Regions from separate parts of the Homo sapiens genome. Here regions 2 and 3 are each linked to region 1. Evidence: chromatin loops called from intact Hi-C (ENCODE). Cell type or tissue: heart left ventricle. All regions are shown on one strand. Each heading gives the region's core, and the rest is flanking DNA. Links, peaks and the distances in the headings are about the cores only.

Region 1 (7,697 bases), core at 2,269-4,768:
CTTAACCATTCAAACATATTTTTATGTTTTAAGAGGAGCTCAAAAAAGACCAATTGCAATTCAGTAATGCACTTTCAAATTCCAATTCAATAATACTTCCTTATTGTGTCTCCTGGTAGAAACACCTCCACCCTTGGCTCACCAAAAGTTGGCATTCCTGCACCAAAAGTTGGTACAGGAAGAGAATAATGGACGCTGAGTAGCCCCAAACCACACAAGTCCATTATAGAAGTGATGAGAACATTTCGCAGCTGGCATCTTTGGTTCTCCTCATTGCAGCTTTAGTATGTGAATCCAAAAAATCTGAGACAGGTCTCAGTCAATTTAGAAAGTTTATTTTGCCAAAGTTAAGGACACACCAGGGCCACAGCCTCAGGAGGTCCTGACAACATGTGCCTAACGTGGTCGGGGTACAGCTTACTTTTATACATTTTAGGGAGATATGAGACATCAGTCAATACGTGTAAGATGTACATTGGTTCAGTATGGTAAGGCGAGACAACTCAAAGTGGGGTATTCCATGTTAGAAGTAGAAAAGAGACAAAATGTTACATTCTTTTGAATCCTTGATCAGCCTTCCACAGAATACACAACTTAGTCTGGCCCAGGGAGTCTGCATTTTTACATAAACAATACTGCAGAGGAAGCAATCAGATGTGCATTTGTCTCAGGTGAGCCTCAGAGGGATGACTTTTAAGTTCTGTCTTCCCTTTGTCCACAGGGAATTTCCTTGTGGGCAAACTGTGAGGGAGGTATGTAGCTTCTTATCTTTGTAGCTATCTTATTTCAGAATAAAATGAGAGGCAGGTTTGCCTGACATAGTTTCCAGCTTGACTTTTCCCTTGGCTTAGTGATTTTGGGGTCCCAAGATTTATTTTCCTAACTATGTGTGAGTTTTGCAGCTCATTTTCCTCCCAGATATGTAAAACTGGCATAATTTAAAGAAAGCAAGATTTATCATCTAATTCAGTGATTCTCAACTAGGGGGCAATTTTGCCCCCCTACGGGAGCATTTGACAATGTCTGGAGACATTTTCAATGGGGGTGCCACTAGCATCCAGTAGGTAAAGGCCAAGGGGTGTCCAGGACAACCCCCCCACAACAAAGAGTTGTCTGCTCCAAAATTTCAATAGTGCTGATGTGGAGAAGTCCTGATCCAATTAATTTGTTTATATGTATAATTTGCTCCCCACTACTGGAATGCAAGCTCTGCAAGGGCAGGGACTTTGTTTTGTCTACTGCTCTGTGCTTGGAACATGGGAGTCAACGAATATTTGATGACAAATAATAGATGAATGAATGCCTCAAGGTTCACATTAGGCATTTATATGCATCTTACTTCATCAGAACACTTGGCTCCTTGGATCAGAAGGGTTAGTAAGGTGAAGGAGGGTGGTATAGGGCAATATGACTCAAATATTTGGGGTGGCACCACTTCCTTGAACATCCTAATGTGGTTCTCTTCCCATCATAACACAACCAAAATTTTCATTTTTGGTTCATTTTAATTTTCTAACTTGAAGGAAAATGTGCAACTTTTACAATGTCCTCGATGTCTTCATTTTAATTTTTCTTCATTTAAATTTTCTAACGAAGGAAAATGTGCAACTTTTACAATGTCCTCGATGTCTTCGTTTTAATTTTTCTTCATTTTAATTTTCTAACTTGAAGGAAAATGTGCAACTTTTACAATGTCCTCGATGTCTTCATTCATTAAATGCCATTAAACATAATTGTGACTTTAATTTTAATTAAATAAAAATGAGTTGGAGTCTCCCTGTGTGGCACAGGCTTGTCTTGAACTTTTGGGCTCCGGTGATCCTCCCACCTTGGCCTCCCAAAGTGTTGGGATTACAGGCATGAGCCATGGTGCCTGGACCACAAAATTGTGACTTGTGTTTCACAATTTGCACAGAGATTTGATGAACTTTTAGGTTCTTTATCTTTTCTAACAATTACATTTTCCCCGTTATGAAAGGTACTGCTTATTCTCTCTTCTCATCTCTCCTTGACACCTAGGTTAAGCTTAGAAGAAAGGCCAAGAGGAAGAGTGGGGTGCTGAGGTTCCCATCTGAGAGGTGGCTTGTTCCCTCCTTCCCCCTCTCCCACTGCACCTTAAACATAGCTCTAACACAGTAGAATGGCAAGTTCTGTGTACTTGTTTATCTATATGGCTTAGTTCTTTTTTAAAAAAATTATTATTGTTATTATTATTATTTTTTTTTGAGACGAATCTCGCTCTGTCGCCCAGGCTGGAGTAGAGTGGCGCGATCTCGGCTCACTGCAAGCTCCGCCTCCCGGGTTTACGCCATTCTCCTGCGTCAGCCTCCCAAGTAGCTGGACTACAGGCGCCCGCCACCGTGTCCGACTAATTTTTTGTATTTTTAGTAGAGACGGGGTTTCACCGTGTTAGCCAGGATGGCCTCGATATCCTGACCTCGTGATCTGCCCGCCTCGGCCTCCCAAAGTGCTGGGATTACAGGCGTGAGCCACGGCGCCCGGCTGGCTTAGTTCTTTTTGTCTGTGGTGAGGCATGCTCTTAGCTGTCTTTATATCACTGGTATCTGGAGTATAAGATGGGCCCAGCCAATGCTGAGTGAATGAATGAAATGCCTTTTGCCTACTTCACAATGTCACCTAGGGCACCCGGTGCCAACTTCACAATATCACCCAAGGCATAACTTTTGACTACTTCACAATGTCACTTTTAACTGACCCCACACAGAAATGGGGACTCCACAGAAACGTAGGAGTGTGTCTAGTGTCAGCCCCGTCTGAATCACTCTCCTGTGGTGGCTCCAGCCAACGAAGAGGAAGCAAAAAGGATAAAAAATCTGAGCTACAGCGCATGGATTTAGGTTAAACAGCCTGGGAATGAGGGGTACGCTAATCGCTGAGGAAAACGCACCTGTGGAGGCCTCTCCAGAAACAGCAGAGGATCCGAGCTGCGTGTAGGCAGGGCGCGCATGTCACCCTGGCCCGGGCGCCTGGTCCGCTGCTGGAGATAAATGGTCGACCCCGGAGGGAGAGGCTAGTAGGGGTGTTGATGTGAACTGATTCGCCCAAGCCTTGGGCCGCAAAACTGCGAAAGAAAGCGGCAGGCAGCCTCTGCATTTCCCAGAAGTGCAGCTGGGGAACTTTCCCAGACCGGCCCAGGGGTTGCTAGAGGGTCAGACGTAAAGGATCCGCCTTTCCTAGGCGGGGTGGGCCCCAGGCCACCACGTGAAGCGTCCTCGCCCCTCAGAGCCCGGAGCAGGCCGGGCTCAAGAAAGAGGAAAGTTGAGGACGCCCCACCTCGGAGAGGCGGCGCCCCTGAGTAGGCCAGGAGCCTCTCTTGCAACTTCTGCCACCGCGGGCCACCGCGGCCGCCTGATCCCGCAGAGGAAGGTCGCGGCCGTGGAGCGATGACCCGCGGCGGTCCGGGCGGGCGCCCGGGGCTGCCACAGCCGCCACCGCTTCTGCTGCTGCTGCTGCTGCTGCCGCTGTTGTTAGTCACCGCGGAGCCGCCGAAACCTGCAGGTGAGCAGAGCGCGCCCTGGGCGGGGGGCGCCCGGGGAGGCTCCTAGGAGCCTGTTAGCGCCCGTGCCCCGCGTCCGGCCGAGTTGACGTCCAGCGGGCGTCTGGTTCCTGGGTGAACTCAGAGAAACGCGCCTCCGGCCGGCGGTCTCGCTCCAGCCCTGCGGCTGCGCAGCGAGGGCACTTGAGAAGGGCATGGCGAGTGCGTCTGCCAACTTTACAAGTTTTGGCCCGAATTCTTGGCCAACAAATCGGTTCGCTCCTGCGCCGATTCTTGGCCCACAGAGCCTGGGCTGGTCTTAAAAACTCCAGCCAATGGGCATCTAAATATATTTATCCAGATTGTAGGGAGGTATGGTTCCGGCTTGCCATTTGTTTTGTGTTTTAAAAATTTACATTGACTTTGGCTTAAAATCACGATTGCACGATTGTCAGTTTGATACGTGCCTGGCAGTGGGCTTAAGGGCCTTTTGGTTTTGTTGTTGTTGTTGAGACAGAGTCGCTCTCTGTGGGCGACGCTGGAGTGCAATGGTGTGATCTCGGCTCACTGCAACTTCCGCCTCCCGGGTTCAAGCGATTCTCCTCCCTCAGCTTCCCAAGTAGCTGGGATTACAGGCGTCAGCCACCATGCCCAGCTAATTTGTGCATTATTAGTAGAGACGAGGTTTCACCATGTTGGACAGGCTGGTCTCGAACGCCTGACTCGGGCGATCCGCCTGCCTCGGCCTCCCAAAGTGCTGGGATTACAGGCATGAGCCACCGCGCCCGGCAGTTTTTTTTTTTTTTTTTTAATATATAATCCTAAATAGGATTATATTCCCCATTCTGCAGATGAGAAAAGTGAGATTGATCAGAAGTAATTCGCATAAAGATAACACAGCAAATAAGACAGAGTTAGGGGATGCCAGAGGGCATTTTCTTAACTACTTCCCTCTTGGAAAAACAGGTTTTATCTCTACAGGTATTCATGCAAATCTACATCCTTTGCCAAAATTAAATTAAATTAAATTAAAAAGCCTTGGATTTATGATTTCCGTTCCTAAGGAGGTGAAGATTATGAACTGTAACTAAGGGACTTGAAAGAATTCTAAAGTAATAATAAGAGAATTAATTTTGTCTTATTTCATAATCCCCTTTTCTGTGCTGACCTTGTACAAGAGTAGGGTGGGGCTTGGGGGAGGATGCCCCTTCCTAAATATGTGTACTGATTCTTATTACACTACCTTCCATCATCAAGAGCCTTCGTTTTTGAGACTTGCTTAGTTATCACTCTTCAATCTTAAATCTTTCCAGTCTGTGGGATCAGATGTACCCACAGGCTCCTGACTCGTGATTTTCTGTGTTCTTTGCCTAAACTATGGAGGTGGCCTTGGTGTCTACTTCTAGTCTAGGGAGACAGCTCATTCAGAGGTACCTGGGGGAGGCTGGGGAGGGTCCCAAAAGTGGAGGTAGCTTTTGTGTTTGGAATGCTGGCTAAAATCTTTATTCCTTTTCTGTTTTTTTGGACGAGTGAGATTAAGTGTTTTTGTAGGTGGAGGGGGCAGCCTGAGGAGTGAGACAGGCGTTGTTTTTCTGAAGATGGAGCACTATTTATTCAAGAAGGTACCACCTTGTAAGAAACTGCATCTTAAACAGTTCCTCCAACAGGAAGCTGACTCCATGCTTGGAGGTTCTGGAGCCAAGGCAGAAAGTAAGGACATTTCTGAGATGAAGTGATCCTGACAGCACCATGCCCAGCAATCTGGAAAGGATTCTTACTTACCTAGGTGTTAAGGACATCTGGTGATGCCACACTATTTCAGCAGATGAGATCTCTGTTTCCTTTGTCCTACCCACATTAATCTGTTTTCCCTTGAGGCTTTTTGGGTCTTTGTCTTTACCCTTCTACTAGCCTGCGAACAACCAAAGAGTAAAGAACTGGGACTTGCTACCTCTCACTTGTCATGTGTTCTCTGAAGTACCCAGCTCAGTACCCTGAACTTAGTAGGAATTCAGTAAACACTAAAGGGATTGCATGTCCATCCCCTTGGAATGGATTTTATATCCACTCATATGCATCTATCTATCCAAAAACAACTTCTTCAATTTTTAATTTTACTTTTTTTTTTTTTTACTATTATTTCCTATTATTTTTATTTTCCCCCCAGGCTGGGTACAGTGGCGTGATCTCGGCTCACTGCAACCTCCACCTCTTTGGTTCAAGCAATTCTCCTGACTCAGCCTCCCGAGTAGCTGGGATTACAGGCACACACCACCACGCCCAGCTAATTTTTATATTTTTTGTAGAGATGGGATTTCAACAGGTTGGACAGACTAGTCTCGAACTCCTGGCCTCAGGTGATCTGCCCGCCTCAGCCTCCCAAAGTGCAGGGATTACAGGTGTGAGCTACCATGCCCGGACACTTTTAGTTAATTCTTGCATATTCTTCAATTTGTAAAGGTTACTCTATAGTTTTATTATTCCAGAAGTTGACAAATAATTGCACAGTCATTCTAGCCAAATCTTTCAAGCTATGATTTCAGACATATGGTGTTGCGTTTATCTTTCCAGACCAAAAGCCCCATAATTGATTTTAGAAGGTCCTTATATAATTTTTTCTAAGTGGTATGTATAGAGAAGTCAGGTGGTCACTAGAGAAATAAATCATACCTTTATCTGGTTCTGAAAAAGTTTAACATCTTGGAAGTCATTCAGTCTCCATAAGGTGATTTGGCAGACCTATGATTGGAGTCAGTTTCAGTTGATCCTTTAACTCTGCAGACATTCTTTTAGGGTTGGCTGCTGAGAGACTCATAATATGGTATGTATATTGGTAAAACTGGTTCAGAATCTGGCCCTCGGCCTTGCAGGGCTAGACTCCAGAAATTCAGTCTTTCTACTGCTCCATATCTGATCACAGCTAAGAAAGCTGATTCACCCTGATATACACCCAAGTCTATTCATCAGACTTAGCATAATTTTTAGTTAGAAATATAACTGTCAGGCAGACTGGATATTTGTGAGGTCTGCTCTAGGCACTTTCTCACTGTAATCAAACCACATGGGGGTAGATAACATCACAGATTGTCAGGCTGGAGGCCTGATTTGTCTGTCTCCTGGTAGGCATCATACACTTGAGTCAGCCGAGAGAGTGCCCCTCCACTGCATGGTGCTTGCCTAGCATTGCTGGTCCCTGATTTTGGGACACTGCCTTTTCCACATTGCCATGGCTTACCAGTGTCCACTTGAGAATAACAGTTAATACCTTTATCTGGTTGTCAAAAAGTTTAATATCCTGGAACATTCAGTCTCCATAAGCTGATTTGGCAGACCTATGACTGGGGTCAATTTCAGTTGCTCCTTTAACTCTGCAGACATTCTTATTTATTCATTTATTTGGAGATAGGGCCTTGCTCTGTCACCCAGGCTGGAGTACAATGGTACGATCATAGCTCATTGCAGCCTCAGAGTAGATGGGACTACAGGTGCACACCACCACACTTGGCTAATTAAAAAAAAAAATTATTTGTAGAGATAGAGTCTCACTATGTTACCCAGATTGATCTCAAACTCTTGCTCGCAAGTGATCCTCCCACAGGTTCATTTCCCAAAGCCCTGGGGTTCAGGCGACCGCCACTGCACCTGGTCTCTGAGGACATTCTTATTTCCAAATTCATTCGACATAAGGCCTCACAGTTGCTCAGTATGTTCATTCTTTACACGGAAGTCCTTCATTCTTGGAAGTATAGTATTAGAGAGGTAACACAGAATTCCAGCAAGAGGAAATCCTTTGGAACCCTAATGCCTGTGTTTGAAGCCTGACTCCAACACTTGCCATGTGACCTTTAGTCAGTTATTTTCTCTATATGTACTTTGGTTTCCTCAACTGGAAGATGGGTATTATAAGTGTCTCTATCTCATGGGGCTGTTGTGAGAAACACTGTGCCTGACATGCAGTAAGTGCTGTATAATTGAGTGGCCACTGAAGTTGTTTTTCTCTAAAAAGTTATCATGTCTTGATAAGGCAGGCAGGATTGAAGATGATAATCCATGTGCTTTGAAGTAATTTTTTTTTTGTTGTTTTTTTGAGACAGAGTCTTGCTCTGTTGCCCAAGCTGGAGTGCAAAGGCGCGATCTTGGCTCCGTGCAACCTCCGCCTCCCAGGTTCAAGTGATTCTCATGCCTCAGCCTCCCGAGTAAC
Region 2 (7,697 bases), core at 3,434-5,933, 52 kb before region 1:
AGTTCCACAGGGTGTTCAAGAAGCATGGCTGGGGAGGCCTCAGGAAATGTACAACCATGGTGGAAGAGTGAAGGGGAAGCAAGCACCTTCTTCGCATGGCAGGAAGAGAGAGAGAGAGCAAAGGGGGAGGTGCCACACACGTTCAAACAACTAGATCTCATGAGAACTCACTAACACAGGAACAGCAATGGGGAAATCTGCACCCATGATCCCATCACCTCCCACCAGGTCCCTCCCTTAACATTGGGGATTACAATTCAGCATGAGATTTGGGTGGGGACACGGAGCCAAACCATATCACCAAACTCATGTGACTTTTCAGATATAAGCAGTACAATGAATTGCAAATATGGCAGAATATCCAATTTTGTCATTGCATCTATGCAGCCTCCAAAATACTATGCACTTTATACAGGGCATGTCAAGAACAACCACTCCAGTCGTGTACCTAGGAATCCAAGCCACACCAAAGGAATGTTTTTCAAAGGTTCCAAGTTTTGTCATTGCACCAATTAAAAAGGTTTCTCCGGATACTCTGGAGGTTCTCCAAATGAGTGTTAGAAATCTTTGTGGTTGATTGGTTGTTTTCTTTCCGGGAGAGCCCACCTCCTTTGTTGCAGTCAGCATACCTCCAAATCTTCCCCATCTTCCTGAATATCCAAGGCCTGGGTTGTGCAGGGAGTGTAATGCAAAAAAAGACTGATGGGTGGGACTGAAGGCTTCCTGAATTCTAGCCCTGGCTCTGTCCCTAATCGGCTGTGGGAACTTAGGGAAGTCATACTTTTTTAGACCTCAACTTTCTCATCTGTAAAAATAAAGATTTCTTTTCAATGACTTCCGTGGAACCTCCCAGCTTCCAGTTTCTGATTCTAGTGGTTCCATACTGAGGGCCACTACAAAGTGATGCCAAGGACAGACAGGGACCATCCCACTTCATGTCAGCCCTCACTTCCTTTTCTCAATGAAGAGGTAACTTGGCACACCAAGTATGGAGTCCCTTCTTCTGGTTCTCTTCCTTCAATCTTGAATCTGATATGCTGCTCCTCATTCAGCAAAGATATTCTAAAAGTTGCTTTAATTTGACTTCTACAGTTTTAGCATGATTTAATTTATTTACATGATTGATTCTGCTTTACAAAGGACCCAAATCTGGTTCAAAATATCAAATGAACTCTGGTTCAGAATATATCAAAATTTATATTTAAATGCATCATTATTTCATAGTAATATTAAGCAATGCCATATTACATATGCCAGGAAAGTAAAACTATCAACTTTGTTGAGAAATTCAGATCTGATACCTGTGGTGATTTAAGTAATACCACACTCTCCTCAGCTTCTGCATGTAGAGCCACATCTGTAAGAGGTTGATTATCAATAGAGAAGCAAAAAGTGGACAAGTATGTATATGTATGAGAGTTTTGAGGATATTAAAGTTATCTATTTATGTGTATTAGGATTAATAATCAAACACTAAGTTAATGTTGAACCTGCTTGTATTCATCTGTGTTCACAACATGCATTATATGTGTATTTGTGTAATATGTTCATGTATATGATATACACAACCTCTGTTTCCGATTCACTCAATTCACTGGAAGTCTCAAATTCTAGAATTCTTGGTAGACAATCACTACTACCTGAAAGATTTATGTGAAACAAGAAGAAATTTGCTGAAGTTGAAGGCATTTTTTTTCCCTTCGTTCATCTAGGCTAGTGGTAAAGTCTCTGAAGGAGAAAGGCTTTGTGGAGCCGGAACTATATGAGGAAGTTACAATCTACTTCAGTGACATTGTAGGTTTCACTACTATCTGCAAATACAGCACCCCCATGGAAGTGGTGGACATGCTTAATGACATCTATAAGAGTTTTGACCACATTGTTGATCATCATGATGTCTACAAGGTAACCACATCACCTAACAGGCTGAAACCATTAATTGTACAACTCAAGGTCATCAGAGCCTGAATTGGTTGTTTCTGTTACTACTCTTGACCGCTCTAGTTTCACATTTAGTGAATTGGTGGTTGAATCTGAGCTAAAAGTGAAGAGAAGTAGAAGGATTAGAGGAGTGAGAAGTCAAAATTACCATTCAACTTTAAGAAGCAGCAAAAAAGATACAACAGGAAGTTCAGCAGGAATTAATTTGAAGTATTAAATTTAGACAAAATGGCATACTCTTAAATCACCTCCAAAAAATGGGCAGTGTTTAGGCTGACTGCAAATGAAGCAGAGAAGACACTGGGGTTATAATAAATAGAAAATCATACTACAAGAATGTATACAATTACATATTACAAAGTACAATATTCTGTTAAATAGTATGTTGACATTTGCTAAAGGATTAATTTTCAGGAAACTAAGGGTGTTCCTCAAATTACATAAAACCATTCAGATTATTTATTTGAACATTTCTAGAACTGTCACCACATCTGGACAATTTATATAATTATGAAGTACTTTTAAATGGCTAAATTCCTTTATAGCTATTTTATCACCCATTAACTGGACTATAAAAACCCTGAAGAAATCAGCATAGAACTGATCCAACTGGCCCCAGAAAAAGTGTAAAGGGCTATGCTCATACTGTGTTCCCAAATCACTTTTTGTGTTTGACATGTGATTAACTGCTTCTGTTTACTTTCTATACTTTTCAAAGGGGCAGAGGCACTCATGAGAAACTGTTTCCACAGGTGGAAACCATCGGTGATGCGTACATGGTGGCTAGTGGTTTGCCTAAGAGAAATGGCAATCGGCATGCAATAGACATTGCCAAGATGGCCTTGGAAATCCTCAGCTTCATGGGGACCTTTGAGCTGGAGCATCTTCCTGGCCTCCCAATATGGATTCGCATTGGAGTTCACTCTGGTATGGAGTTGAGCATCTTAGCAAATTGGGAACCATATGTACTGCTGTGCACCAACTAAATCAGAAAGGATAAAAGGTCTTCAAGTGTGATCGACCTCACATAATTTTTACTCTTAATTCTTTTTGCCAAATGTGAGGTCCCACTATGCATCCTGAGATATTTAGACCCAGTTCCTAGAGAACTCTAAGAACAAGACCTTTGAGGGCACCACTGACTGCTGACATGATAAACACCAAACATGTACGAAAACAAGAAGCTTTGGACTCCTATTTAAATCACCATACCTATGATTTCATTTATTTCCTCCCCATTCCCTTTCTCCCCACCCCCAACTTCAATATATTTTCCCACTAAAATATTATAGTATCTTAAGTGGATTAGATTATCTACAAGGGGAAATAAAGAACAGATGGTGAAATTTCTATAATATTTATACCCCCTCCCTTCCCTGCCACTGCAGTTATACAGAAAGTACATGAGTCACTTTCAAAGACCATGAAAGTTACATAGCCTTGTTAAAAGAAAAGCTTATGCATATTAAATTTAACACAGTTTGATTGAGCAAAGAATAATTTTCAAATCAGATGGCCCTTAAAACCAGAAGAGGTTCAGAGAGCTTCAATGGGCAAGGTGGGCGGGCAATGTTTATAGACAGAAAACAGAAGTGAGGGACAGAAACAACTTGATTGGTCAAACCTCTGTGTTCCCCTGATTTGGTCAAAGTCCCATCAGTTGACAGCCTGTGACTGGCTGAAGCTCAGCTACTGCGATTGGCTGAGACTCAGCTATCTATAACGTAAGTATACCCTAGTTAGGCTTTTAGTTTGTTTATGTACCAAGCTAGGTTGCAGTTTGTTTTGTAGGGACCCCTAAGAGGCAGCCTCAGGCCAAACTTAGTTTAATTCAACAGCCTTGAACATCAAGGTTTGAGATGAGTTACAGGTGTTATAGAAAAAACACCTGTAAGAGAGGAACTCAGAAGTCATCTAGATGAATCTTTAGCCAGGCATTGCTTAAAACTCAGCTTTGCAGTTTTTGAGTTAATCTTTAACTTCTGAAACTGTTAACACCTTGCACTCAGTCATTCTATGCAAATACATGACTGAATAACCCTTATTTCCTACCTAATATGCCACAGCGCATAGTCTAGCCTGGGCTTTTGTTCTGCTTGTTGGAACCTCCTTGTGCCACAGGCTTCCCCATCCAGCTGCATTCGCCTGGTCCATGAAATGCTTACGGAAAGTTATGCCTTTGTCTTGTCTTCTGTCTTCCATTGTCATGGCACCAATCCCAGAAATGCCACCTTAAAATAAAAATAAAACAAACTTGAGCCATTGAAGCTTCAAATCTACAGTGCCCTCCAGCAGTGTGAAATTCAGGGTTGTGTGGTTTGGCACAGTAAGCAAGCAGTGGGGCTCATCTTCATCCTTCCTGAGAGCCTTCTATTTAAAATCACCTTTGTGATCTGGATCTCTGAATGCCTTCCTATTTGCTACAAATGTCGTTTTCTTTGCGAGAGCAAAATACTTTATGATCGCATGCATTGAATAATGATGCTTCATTGGATTCATCCATTTAAACCAAAAGTCCCAGCTCACATTTCACATCCTCAGCTACTTCTCCATGACAGGAAGTATTCAGGATTGTGACCATACAGAGAGGCTTACCTGTCTTCACTCTACTCTGCAATTTCTATTGCCTCCACTTCCTGCTTTCTGTCCTTCATTTCAGGTCCCTGTGCTGCTGGAGTTGTGGGAATCAAGATGCCTCGTTATTGTCTATTTGGAGATACGGTCAACACAGCCTCTAGGATGGAATCCACTGGCCTCCGTAAGAAGGGAGACTGTTTTTCTCAGAGGACAAAGATGCTGTTTTCCAGCAGAGGGCAACTGTGAGATAAAATGCACAATAAGGAGATACAAAGTGCCAGTGAGATGTAGAATAATTCTTCACATTAGCTGAACACAAACCCGTGTCAATCCACCTTTTGCTACATTTGCTTTCATTGTTGTTTACTGATAATTATTTTATTCTTCCACTTTTGCTCAGTTTTAGACTATTTCTATATTTTTGGCTCATATACAATGAATCTGGGGATATTCTACTTAGAATAGTCCTGGCATTTACCATAGATTCATGAAAGTTAAAAAAAAATCAGTAGGCAAGGTAAGAACTACACACTCTGGTTCACATTCCTGTTTCCCTCTTATTTGGTTTTGCTTTTTTGTTGTTGTTTTTTAGAGACAGGCTCTCGTTCTGTCACCCAGGCTGGAGTGCAGTGACACGATCATAGCTCCCTGTAAACTTGAACTCCTGGGCTCAAGTGATCCTCCCACCTCATCCTCCCAAGTACCTGGGACTACAGGAACATACCAGCACATCCAGATAATTTTTAAATTTTTAATAGAGACTGGGTCTCACTATGTTGCCCAGGCTGGTCTCAAACTCCTGACCTCAAGGAGTCCTTCCACCTTGGCCTCCCAAAGCATATTCGTTTTTTCTGGAAATTGATTTTTGTTTATTTGTTTGAGATGGGGTCTCACTCTGTCGCCTAGGCTTTGGCACAGTGGCACAATCACAGCTCACTGCATCCTTGAACTCCTCAGCTCTAGTGATCCTCCCACCTCAGCCTCCTAAGTAGCTGGGACTACAGGCATGCCACCATGCACAGCTAATTTTTTAATTTTTTCTGTAGAGGTGTGGTCTCTCTATGTTGTCTAGGCTGGTCACAGATTCCTGGGCTCAAGCAAGTCTCCTGCCTTGGTCCCCCAAAGCCCCAAAGTGTTGGAATTACAGGCAAGAGCCATCATACCCAACCAAGAATTGATTTTAGTAAAGAAAAATCTAAGCATTTGTTATATACGAAGGAATATATTGCATTTGCTTGGCAAGGTAGAGGCACAATGTGCTGCATGAAGTAGATGCTCAATAAATATTGATGACAGTGGTAGCAGTAGAAATATATAGAAGAGAGAAAATAAGCACTGGGAGACATGGCTGGGGCTTACGAAACCACAGGAGGCAGGATGGTATTTTGGTAGTGTACTGACAATGTGATACTAGTTTGTCCTGGCAAATCATGCTGGCAAGGAAAAGGATAAGGTTGGGGTCAGACAGACTTGGGTTACAATTGAAATTATGTTAATCATTCTCAGTATAAGTTGAGTAGAAAGCTACCTGATCCTTCTAGCCCTCAGAAAGATAAAGATACAAATTGAAAATGGAATACCAACCGTGCCAAGAGGGTTTCTGAAATAATTTGGGATGATGTCATGTTAAGCGTTTAGCAATCATGGTACATGGTAGGTATACAATTTGGGATTGTCATTATTCTTACTGTGTAATTGTTTGTGGTATTGCTATTAGGCCCCTATATTGGGAAAGGTGATACACATCAATGGACTTGTGAATGGGCGTGCCCTCACCACTTCTTTTGTCAAAGGATAACAATGTTCCAGAAGAAGGAAATTTGAGAAAATCAAGACCCCTCAACTCTCCCGAATCTTCACCTTGCCCACAAGGCTTTAGCTATTTATTGGAACTTTTCCACAGGGACCCAAAACCAAACTCCAACACCCAAGCTTGGCACTACAAGCCAAATCTAAAACTAGGTCCCGCAGGCTACTACTCTGAGCTGGAATGAGAATCTATGGAGAAAAACCTAGGGATCCCCATCACATCACGCAGGGCCCTGAAAACTGATGCCAGGCCTTCTTTCTTCCCACGTGAGATTATATTTCTTGTGTGAGGGCATTCTTGCATTGCTATAAAGAAAAACCTGAGACTGGGTTATTTATAAGAAAAGAGGTTTAATTGGCTCATGGTTCTGCAGGCTGTAAGGGAAGAATAGCACCTGCATCTGCTTCTGGGGAGGCCTCAGGAAGCTTTCACTCATGGCAGAAGACAAAGCAGGAGCAGGCACTTCATACAGCAAAAGCAGGAGTAAGAAAGAGAGTGGCAGGGGCAGGTGCCACACCTTTTTAAATGACCAGATCTTGTGACAACTCAGTATCGCAAAGACAGCACCAAGCCATGAGGGATCCACCCCTGTGACCCAGACACCTGGTCGGGGGCCAGGACTCCAGCACTGGGGATTAAAATTCAACATGAGATTTGGGTGGGGACAAATATCCAAACTATACCATTTCTTATCTCTCTGATGTTATTTTTAAGTGTTCTTTCATTAAAATAGCCACAATTGTTTCTTCTTGATTTAGGATTCTTGTCTCAGGTGTTGTTGATATCCTGAATCAACGGGAAACAAATAGGCTGTGTACTAGCTGGGATTTTTATTTGTCAATTTGCATTTCCAGCTTTGAGAATTCACGTGAGTGGCTCCACCATAGCCATCCTGAAGAGAACTGAGTGCCAGTTCCTTTATGAAGTGAGAGGAGAAACATACTTAAAGGTAAGGAGTCCACAGAGACAATGCATAGGAAAAGCTCTCAGACACGCTTGGGCCACCTCCTTTGAGACTTGGCCAGGAAAGTTGAGCATGCTAATCCTCTTCTGTACTCATCACGATGAGCACCCTCCATCCTCTGCAAGAGAAATGACCACCAAAAAATGTGAACTCAAAACTTGCCTTTACTCCAAAGAGCCCTTTTGAGATTTTGAACTCTGCCAGCATTTCCTCTGCCATATCCAGGTTTTGTATCCAGTTCCTCCTCCAAACACAAGAGCTACATACAGTCTGGTCCAGGACTTATTTAATTTGAATCAAAACCCTTGTCCCCCCACTTACTTCCCTACTCTTACTACACACTGCTGCTATGATCTGAGGTCACCTCTCTTGCCAGTTGCTTTACTATTCGGAAGCTCTAGAATC
Region 3 (7,697 bases), core at 3,434-5,933, 180 kb after region 1:
ACTCTAGGCCGTGAATTCAAGTCATGTTTTTAGATAAGTTATTTTCTCACAGTGTATTTGAAGAACTCAGCCAGACTATACCCAAAACACTTCTCCTACTCCTCTAAATTCTGTAATGTCAACATTCTATATTGGCTTTACTTAATAAATACATCTGCCATATCCATACACAACAAAGGATGGCTAATTTATGCTAACAGAGTAGGACCCAGTACTACAAAAACGAATATATAACATTACTAAGTGGATATGATGTTACTTAGCACTTCTTGCTTCTGAGCATGAGTTATATAAGAAATTTCCCATAGTTTTTAAATACACACTGATCCAATCACACTTGAAAAGGTATATGACACTCGAGAGGCAAATAAACTGAAATGCATTTGGATATTACTGAGAAAATTAGTATGCAAGATTTTTGCAGAGTATTTCAAGATACTATTCTGAAACATTATGTAAATTGATTCTGAGCATATGCTTACCAAATAGATAGGAAATTTCCCCCATTTTATAGACGAAGAAACGAAAATCAAAAAATGGAATGAACACAGGGCACGATGCCTCATGCCTGTAATCCCAGCATGTCAGGAAGCTGAGGTGGTCAGATCACTTGAGGCCAGGAGTTCGAGACCAGCTTGGCCAACATGATAAAACCCCGTCTCTACTAAAAACACAAAAATTAGCTTGGTGGCACATGCCTGTAATACCAGCTACTCAGGAGGCTGAGGCACAAGAATTGTTTGAACCCAGGAAGTGGAGGTTGTAGTGAGCTCAGATTGCCACTGCACTCCAGCCTGAGAAACAGAGTGAGACTCTGTCTCCAGTAAAGAAAGAAAGAAGGCTGGGCGCAGTGGCTCATGCCTATAATCCCAACACTTTGGGAGGCCTAGGCAGGCGGATCACTTTAGGTCAGGAGTTCAAGACCAGCCTAGCCAACATAATGAAACCCCATCTCTACTAAAACTACAAAAATTAGCCGGGCGTGGTGATGGGCGCCTGTAATGTCAGCTACTCGGGAGGCTGAGGCAGGAGAATCACTTGAACCTGGGAGGCGGAGGTTGCAGTGAGCTGAGATTTCACCACTACACTCCAGCCTCAGCGACAGAGTGAGACTCCGTCTTGAAAAAAAAAAAATTAGCAGGGCACAGTGGCTCACGCCTGTAATCCCAGCAATTTGGGAGGCCAAGGCGGGCAGATCACCTGAGGTCAGGAGTTCGAGACCAGCCTAACCAACAGGAAGAAACTTCACCTCTACTAAAAATATAAAAATTAGCCAGGCATGGTGGCACATGCCTGTAATCCCAGCTACTCGGGAGGCTGAGACAGGAGAATGGCTTGAACCCAGGAGGCAGGCTGAGACAGGAGAATGGCTTGAACCCAGGAGGCAGAGGGTGCAGTGAGCCGAGGAAGCATCATCGCACTCCAGCCTGTGCCATAAGAGTGAAACTCCGTCTCAAAAAAAAAAAAAAAAGAAAGAATGAAAGGAAAGAAAGAAAATGGAATAAGCTCGTCAATGTCAGAAAAAGGTAGCAAAAACAGTATTCAAATTCAGGTTTGGACCCTTGGCCAGTGCCACCACCCTAACATTTCTCTTAGAGGCTTATGCAGATGAAATTGTTCATGAAAAAGGGTAAACAAAAGGGGAGAATTTTTAAAAGTGACAAAATAACATCATAAAACTTCAATTATTCAGCTCCCAGATTTATTATGCCCTCAATTACCCAGCATAATAGCTAACTGGAACTTGGAACAGAAAATTTGAGAACTATCACCAATCCCAAAAGCAATCATCTCATTAAGGGGTAATTTATGCTTACAGTTGCAAAAATGCAACACAGCAGGGAAAGAATTAGCAATAATATCCTGAGTAACCATAGGGCATTAGTATTTCCTCATGTACAGGTAATAATCTTGTAGAGGGTAGCGGCAAATATTACAGTTAGCAATAGAAGGCAAAAAGACTGGGTTATTAAAATTTCCCTAAGATCCCACTCAAGACCAGCATAAACTGCTCAATAATTTCAACATGGACAGTTTTTCGACATTATATAAAATGTTTTGAAATACACATATTTTTAAACACTAGAGTCTCCTCCCCTCCCACTCTCGCCACCAAGAAAATGAGCTGTTATTACTATTAAAAGGCATGAAAATAAGAGTGATCAAGGTCACAGCACATTCACTTTTCTATGTCATACTCACTCCAAGGATAACCTTACTGAAAGGAATGATGAATAGAATCCCTCAAACACATTGAAATGTTTTTCTTTTTCTTTTTTAGGTACAGTTCATATGACTGAATGATTTACATAAATTAGTGTTCAAATTATGAGAATCTACTATGTCATATAAGACAGTCCTAAAGATTTTACAATGTAGTGACTAAAGTGAAACAAAAATGCTAAAGCTGTTGATGAAACTGAGATAAATACTGATCCCAGAATATATTTTAAGCCACTAAATAAATGGACACTGATTTAATTAGGAAAAACAATTATTTTGTTTAAAAAAAATGTAAATAACAAATATAAACACAAGGCTGAGACAAGTCAACAATTTTAAACTGTTAAGTCATGTACATATAGATCTTATATTCCATCTTCATGAACATCAAAAATCAACATAACGAAGACACATTCTAGAATAATTTTCAAACTGAATTCCACAGTGCCTTAAGAGGCCAAGGTTCTACAAATAAGTGAACTAGATCTGGATCTAATACAAGATTATAATTGTCATGTACGATCTCGTTTCCAAGTTTTGTTTATCTTAATAGCATAATTATTGTCATTTTATTAAATACACATGACATGTGAATAAGTTTACAATATAAAATAAGTACATAACAATAAAATATCACGTGTCCTTTTGTTTCTTAAGCCTTGCAGAATTAAGCAGAAACCATAAGTATCCCTTTTATATATTGGAATCCTCCCTAAGAGTTTAACATGCAAAAAGTTTCTGTTTTTAGAAAGCTGCTCTACTCAGAAAGTTTAGAACTTACTGTTCTATGTCATATAAGTCAGGGATATATTCTTAATACTCTACGGACAAAACCAGGAGTATATTATACCAGCTAAAAAATATTTTAACAGGTACTGCAATTTAAGTATTGCTGCTTAAAGTATGCCTTTTCTGCTATCTGAAATACTACGTGAATAAGAATTTCATTCTCCCATCTTTCTGGGTAACCACAGACTTACAGTATCTCAATAAACATTTCTACTCCAGAACGATGTTAAGAAAGCTTTTTAAACTTTTTGAAATTAAATTTACAAAATCATTGAGCTATATTTCTTTTAAATATACTACAGGTTTGAATTAAGACTAAAATGAAAATATAACTTAATTAACTGAGTACTTCAGCTCTGATGGTATTTGAATACATTAGATATATTTTTTAAAAAGAGGTATCCATGACTAGATGTGAATTTATTTCTAAATTCAAAATCTGAATCTGAATGCCAACTTAAGCAAAAAGTAATTTGAACAAAGAAGCAAAGCAGCATTAAAAATGTCAAAGAGTTGGATACTGGGAGGAGGCAGCATGATGAGAAAGAACTGCAACCCATAATGCCAAAAAAAAAGATTTTGGACAGTATTAAAAATTTTTTTTCATGATTTATATAATTACCCTTCTTTCCAAAAAGCTTCCACACAATACCTCACAAAACCGTAGAAAAATTGTAGTCTTTGTGCAAAACAAGGCTTACTTATGGATCCTTTAAAAAAAAAATCTATTCAGATAATATATTGTTTTAATTTCTACAAATAAATACCAAACACACTAAAATAGCCTACACAAAAGGAATATTACATTAATTAGGGCCAGAAATGCACTACTATGGTGATCAAATGTTCTGGCAATGACAGAACATAAAATGGTGAGAAATTACAGGAATTTAACCTTTGACCCCACCATGCTATGTACTGTTTCCATAATAAAGGCTTAAAGGTTCTACCAAACATTTCAACTTTTTAAAAACCAAGCTCTAAGTTCACCCCTCTAAGTAAACTCAGTTAAATTCCTTTTTAAAAAAGAAAAAAATGAGAATGTTTAAGATAAAAGAGTAATTGGTTCTTACCTCTGGTCCTGATGCATGTGACAAGTCTCCTCACTGACATACTTGCTGCCTAAGCAGCTACAAAGACTAGGTTAGCAGCCATTTTGAGACAGCTGCACAGTCTCAGTTGCACAAAAGTGTAATTAAGATGGCTGCAATGTGCACTCAAGAACTCACACAGTGAAAACTCAGCTATGTAACAAACAAAGCCCCTCCCACTTTGTCAGCCTGCAGGAAACTGAACATAGACAACAGCTAATGCATATACTGCAACAAACAATGCAGCTACACAGGACACAGAAAAAGAAAACAGAAGGCAGCAAGCCAGTTTTGTAACATAATGCCTGTGAATCCCGTCTTGCAATACAGACTTTGGGCACATCCAGATCCCAAACAACTTGAAATCCATGCCACATATTAGCAGTTACAGAGATGGAGCCAAATCACACAGAGCAAACATCAGGGAATTCGCTTGAAAGAAAGCCTCCATTTCAGTCCAGAAAAAAAAAAAAAAAGTTAAACCTTGCTCAAGGCCTTTTTTTTTTTTTTACCTTTTATAGTTTTATCATGAAAAGAATTTCAATTTTATAATTTCTAGAAAATTGTTTAAATCCTGAAAATGACTTGATTGATTAAGTTAATTTCAATTTATAGAAGGCTAAAGATTTTCTCCACAGAATCTAAAAGCCCCAAAGTGCTCAAATCTAGCAGAACAGTTAAAGCCTACAATTAAATTTTTGAACCTTGATAACAGAATCTCTAGAAGATGGCAAAAAGCTTATTGAGTAATTTACCATAGATATAAAAATAATTTCTTCTCTTCAGTAGTACAGATGGTCACAAACATTAACATCCCCAGGTGAGTGTTTAGTCCCAGGGCAAATTACATTTCATGCCCTGACAAAGACCTCCCAACTTTTTGATGTGAGTGAAAAGCAAATAAAAACAAAGAATTATAGGCACCCTGATGGAAAGAAGGGAATTTTAAAAAAGAGTAAAACTCAGTCTAATAGATATATTAGCAAGACAAATTTGAAAGAGCTCCAACAAATGTGGGTTGGCAGAAACATATCAATCAAAGAGAAGGGAAGGACAAAAGCACAGAGAGAACCTGTTCACATCAGCAATAGAATCCACATTTTCTTTCTCTCTTCCTCAGTCTACCTTCCTAAAATCTAGCTAACCTGTGTATCTTGTTCTATCTATCACTAAATATAGGTATTTACTAAAAAGTTTTAAGGGTATAGGGGAGTAATAGGGATATAGCTAAAAGGAGATTGGCCCTATGACTTGACAATGGTTCAAGCTGAGCAATGGGCACACAGAATTTATTATCTCATTCTATTTCAGTATATATTTGAAATTTTCCATAATAAAAGTTTTTTAAATTACTTATCTTTAAAAGGTCCTTATGTATTTTCCATGAGGCAAAATGAATAATGTATGTAACAACTTCAGTATATCAGAAAAAAAAAGTTAAACTTGATCCAAGCCATATTAATTCTTTAAAAATACAACTGTGATTCTCAAGCAAAGACTATTCATTAAAAGCAAGATTTAGGCCAAGCACAGTGCTTCACACCTATAATCCCAACACTCTGGGAGGCCAAGGCGGAAGGCTCTCTTGAAGCCAGGAGTTTGAGACCTGCGTGGCCAACAAAGCGAGATCTCTGTCTGTCTCTACAAAAAAAATTTTTAAAACATTAGCAGGTGTGGTAATATGAACCTGTAGTTCCAGCTACTCAAGAGGCTGATGCAGGAAGATCACTTGAGCCCAGAAGTTCAAGGCTACAGTGAACTTGAACCACTGCACTCCATCCAGCCTAGTCAACAGAGCCAGATCCTGTCTCAAAAAAAATTATAATTAAAAACAAAAGCAAGATTTGGTAAATTGAGAAAGGCTGGAACAGAATTGATATTACTGTAGCACTGGAATCTATGTTTAATTGGGGGGTGGGGAAAGATGGTACACATAGCCAAAATATTCAGAGCTGCCTAATGAACACTTTCTTACATTCTGGAAGCAAAGTGTTTTTAGGAAGTCTGATCCACAAAGATTTAAATTATGGAACACACTGTCAAATGGATGATATCTTCTTCAAGCCTCCCTTCTCTTGCCAAATACTTTTCCAATGTAAATCCTGACTACTTTTTTCTTAGTCTAAACATAGTCTACCAAGAGAAAGCTGCTGGCTACTAATAATACAGGTTGGACATCCCTAATCCGAAAATCCAGAATTCTCCAATAAGATTAAATAATTTCACAAAACTGATACAAGCAGAAATACAACCCAGACAACACTTAGTACCAGCTGACAGAGCTTTATCCATCCCTTCACACATTGGTTCTGTTTCTGTGTCTGATGAAACAGTTTAGAAAAGGAAAATAATTAGGCTGTTATTCAGATAAATAGTGTCAAGGCCAACACCTTTATCCCAAAGAAACTATCCTATTATAGTTTACTTGATATATCCTCTACATGATTCAACCTATATTACCCTATCACTGATAATTCTTTGCTTACTCTCTCCTTAATACGCACATCCCCAAACCAGGTATCATTACTCTCTCAATATCTTTTATGCATATCATCATTATACTTACCACCATTTCATTACTTGTATCTTTATGCAAATAATCTTTATATAAGGATATAAATCGCATCTTGATTCATTTTCCATTCTCTTCCATAGTATAGAACACAGTTATTTGCTCAATAAATAGTGAGCTGAAATTCTCAGTGTTTTTGTTTCTACCACAAAAATCTCAAAAGAACCTTCATTTTTAGGATCTCAACTCCTACTTTCTAGGAAGAAGTCAACTAATATGTCAACTAAGATTTTAGTCTTGGCCTAAAAACATCTGCAGTTCAGAATCCAAGATGGAAAAAATAACTTTTGTAGGGCACTTTTCAGGCACTACATGGGAACTACTATGTGCTTATTATGATAGATGACTCTGAGAAAATCTACAGGAAACAAAAGTGATTTAAGTTTTATTAATATTACTAAAAAAGCAGGATTCACCTTGACTGTATAATGTCACAGGTTTTAAGAAATTTGTTTTATATTGGGTCATTTGTAATGAGACCAATCGTTTATTTACAGAAGCATAAACACTTGCAACCAATTTCTAATGTTCAGTAAACAATTCCATGACTATCCAATGTTTAATCTTTTCCTAATTAAAAATCAGCACTTTTCACAAGTCTTTTTGTTTTTTCGTTTATTTGTTTGTAGACAGGCTACAGTGCAGTGGTGCAATCATGGCTCAGCTTACTGCAGCCTCAACTTTCTGGGCTCACGAGACTCTCTCACTTCAGCCTCTGGAGTAACTGGGACCACAGGTGTACACCACCACAACTGGCTAATTTTTAAAATTTTCTGTAGAGATAATGTCTCACTATGTTGCCCAGGCTGCATTCAATTTTTTTTTTATTTCACTCTTGCAATGACCATGTAAAATAAGAGCGCTACAATCTCAAATTTTTATGACCAGAGAATGTAATCATTTGCCAGGAGTCACACAATTAGTAAAGAAAGAAAAAAAAAAACTAGAATTAATTCTAGTCAACCATTACATTTTATATATATTATACTATTTGAAAACTCTGCATATGCAAATTATTGAAA

Evidence for each region. A loop is a pair of places that touch in the nucleus more often than their neighbours do. Peaks named below come from ENCODE experiments on the same cell type or tissue, not always from the same donor. Only the 100,000 strongest peaks of a DNase experiment are listed, where the experiment ranks them.
Region 2: it touches region 1 in a loop (2.2-fold over the local background); 17 of 110 quality-filtered maps call a loop at or near these places.
Region 3: a loop joins it to region 1, with 2.0 times the contacts of the local background. A loop is called at or near these places in 3 of 110 quality-filtered maps.

The regions. Positions count from the first base shown.
Region 1 is chr12:14,563,404-14,571,100 of GRCh38, reverse strand. PLBD1 (phospholipase B domain containing 1) reads left to right here and starts at 3,218. Exons shown (of 11, transcript NM_024829.6): 1 at 3,218-3,519. The coding sequence starts at 3,405. PLBD1-AS1 (PLBD1 antisense RNA 1) reads right to left here and starts at 3,369. Exons shown (of 6, transcript NR_120465.1): 1 at 3,295-3,369; 2 at 2,909-3,082. RefSeq lists silencers at 3,348-3,457, 4,197-4,373 and an enhancer at 3,271-3,952. In heart left ventricle, for the core only: no CTCF peak of the experiment used is centred there; DNase peaks (open chromatin) are centred at 3,280 and 3,670; H3K4me3 peaks cover 2,097 bases; H3K27ac peaks cover 1,501 bases.
Region 2 is chr12:14,616,213-14,623,909 of GRCh38, reverse strand. It overlaps GUCY2C (guanylate cyclase 2C), which reads left to right. Exons shown (of 27, transcript NM_004963.4): 22 at 1,713-1,905; 23 at 2,694-2,868; 24 at 4,601-4,699; 25 at 7,183-7,277. PLBD1-AS1 (PLBD1 antisense RNA 1) reads right to left here. Exons shown (of 6, transcript NR_120465.1): 5 at 4,537-4,758; 6 at 4,155-4,172. Among named protein-coding and RNA genes, the nearest start is that of GUCY2C-AS1, 46 kb to the left of the region's middle. In heart left ventricle, for the core only: a CTCF peak has its summit at 4,739 (motif pointing right); no DNase peak of the experiment used is centred there.
Region 3 is chr12:14,381,789-14,389,485 of GRCh38, reverse strand. All of the region lies in intron 1 of ATF7IP (activating transcription factor 7 interacting protein), which reads right to left. Among named protein-coding and RNA genes, the nearest start is that of ATF7IP, 20 kb to the right of the region's middle. In heart left ventricle, for the core only: no CTCF peak of the experiment used is centred there; no DNase peak of the experiment used is centred there; H3K4me3 peaks cover 1,747 bases; H3K27ac peaks cover 1,864 bases.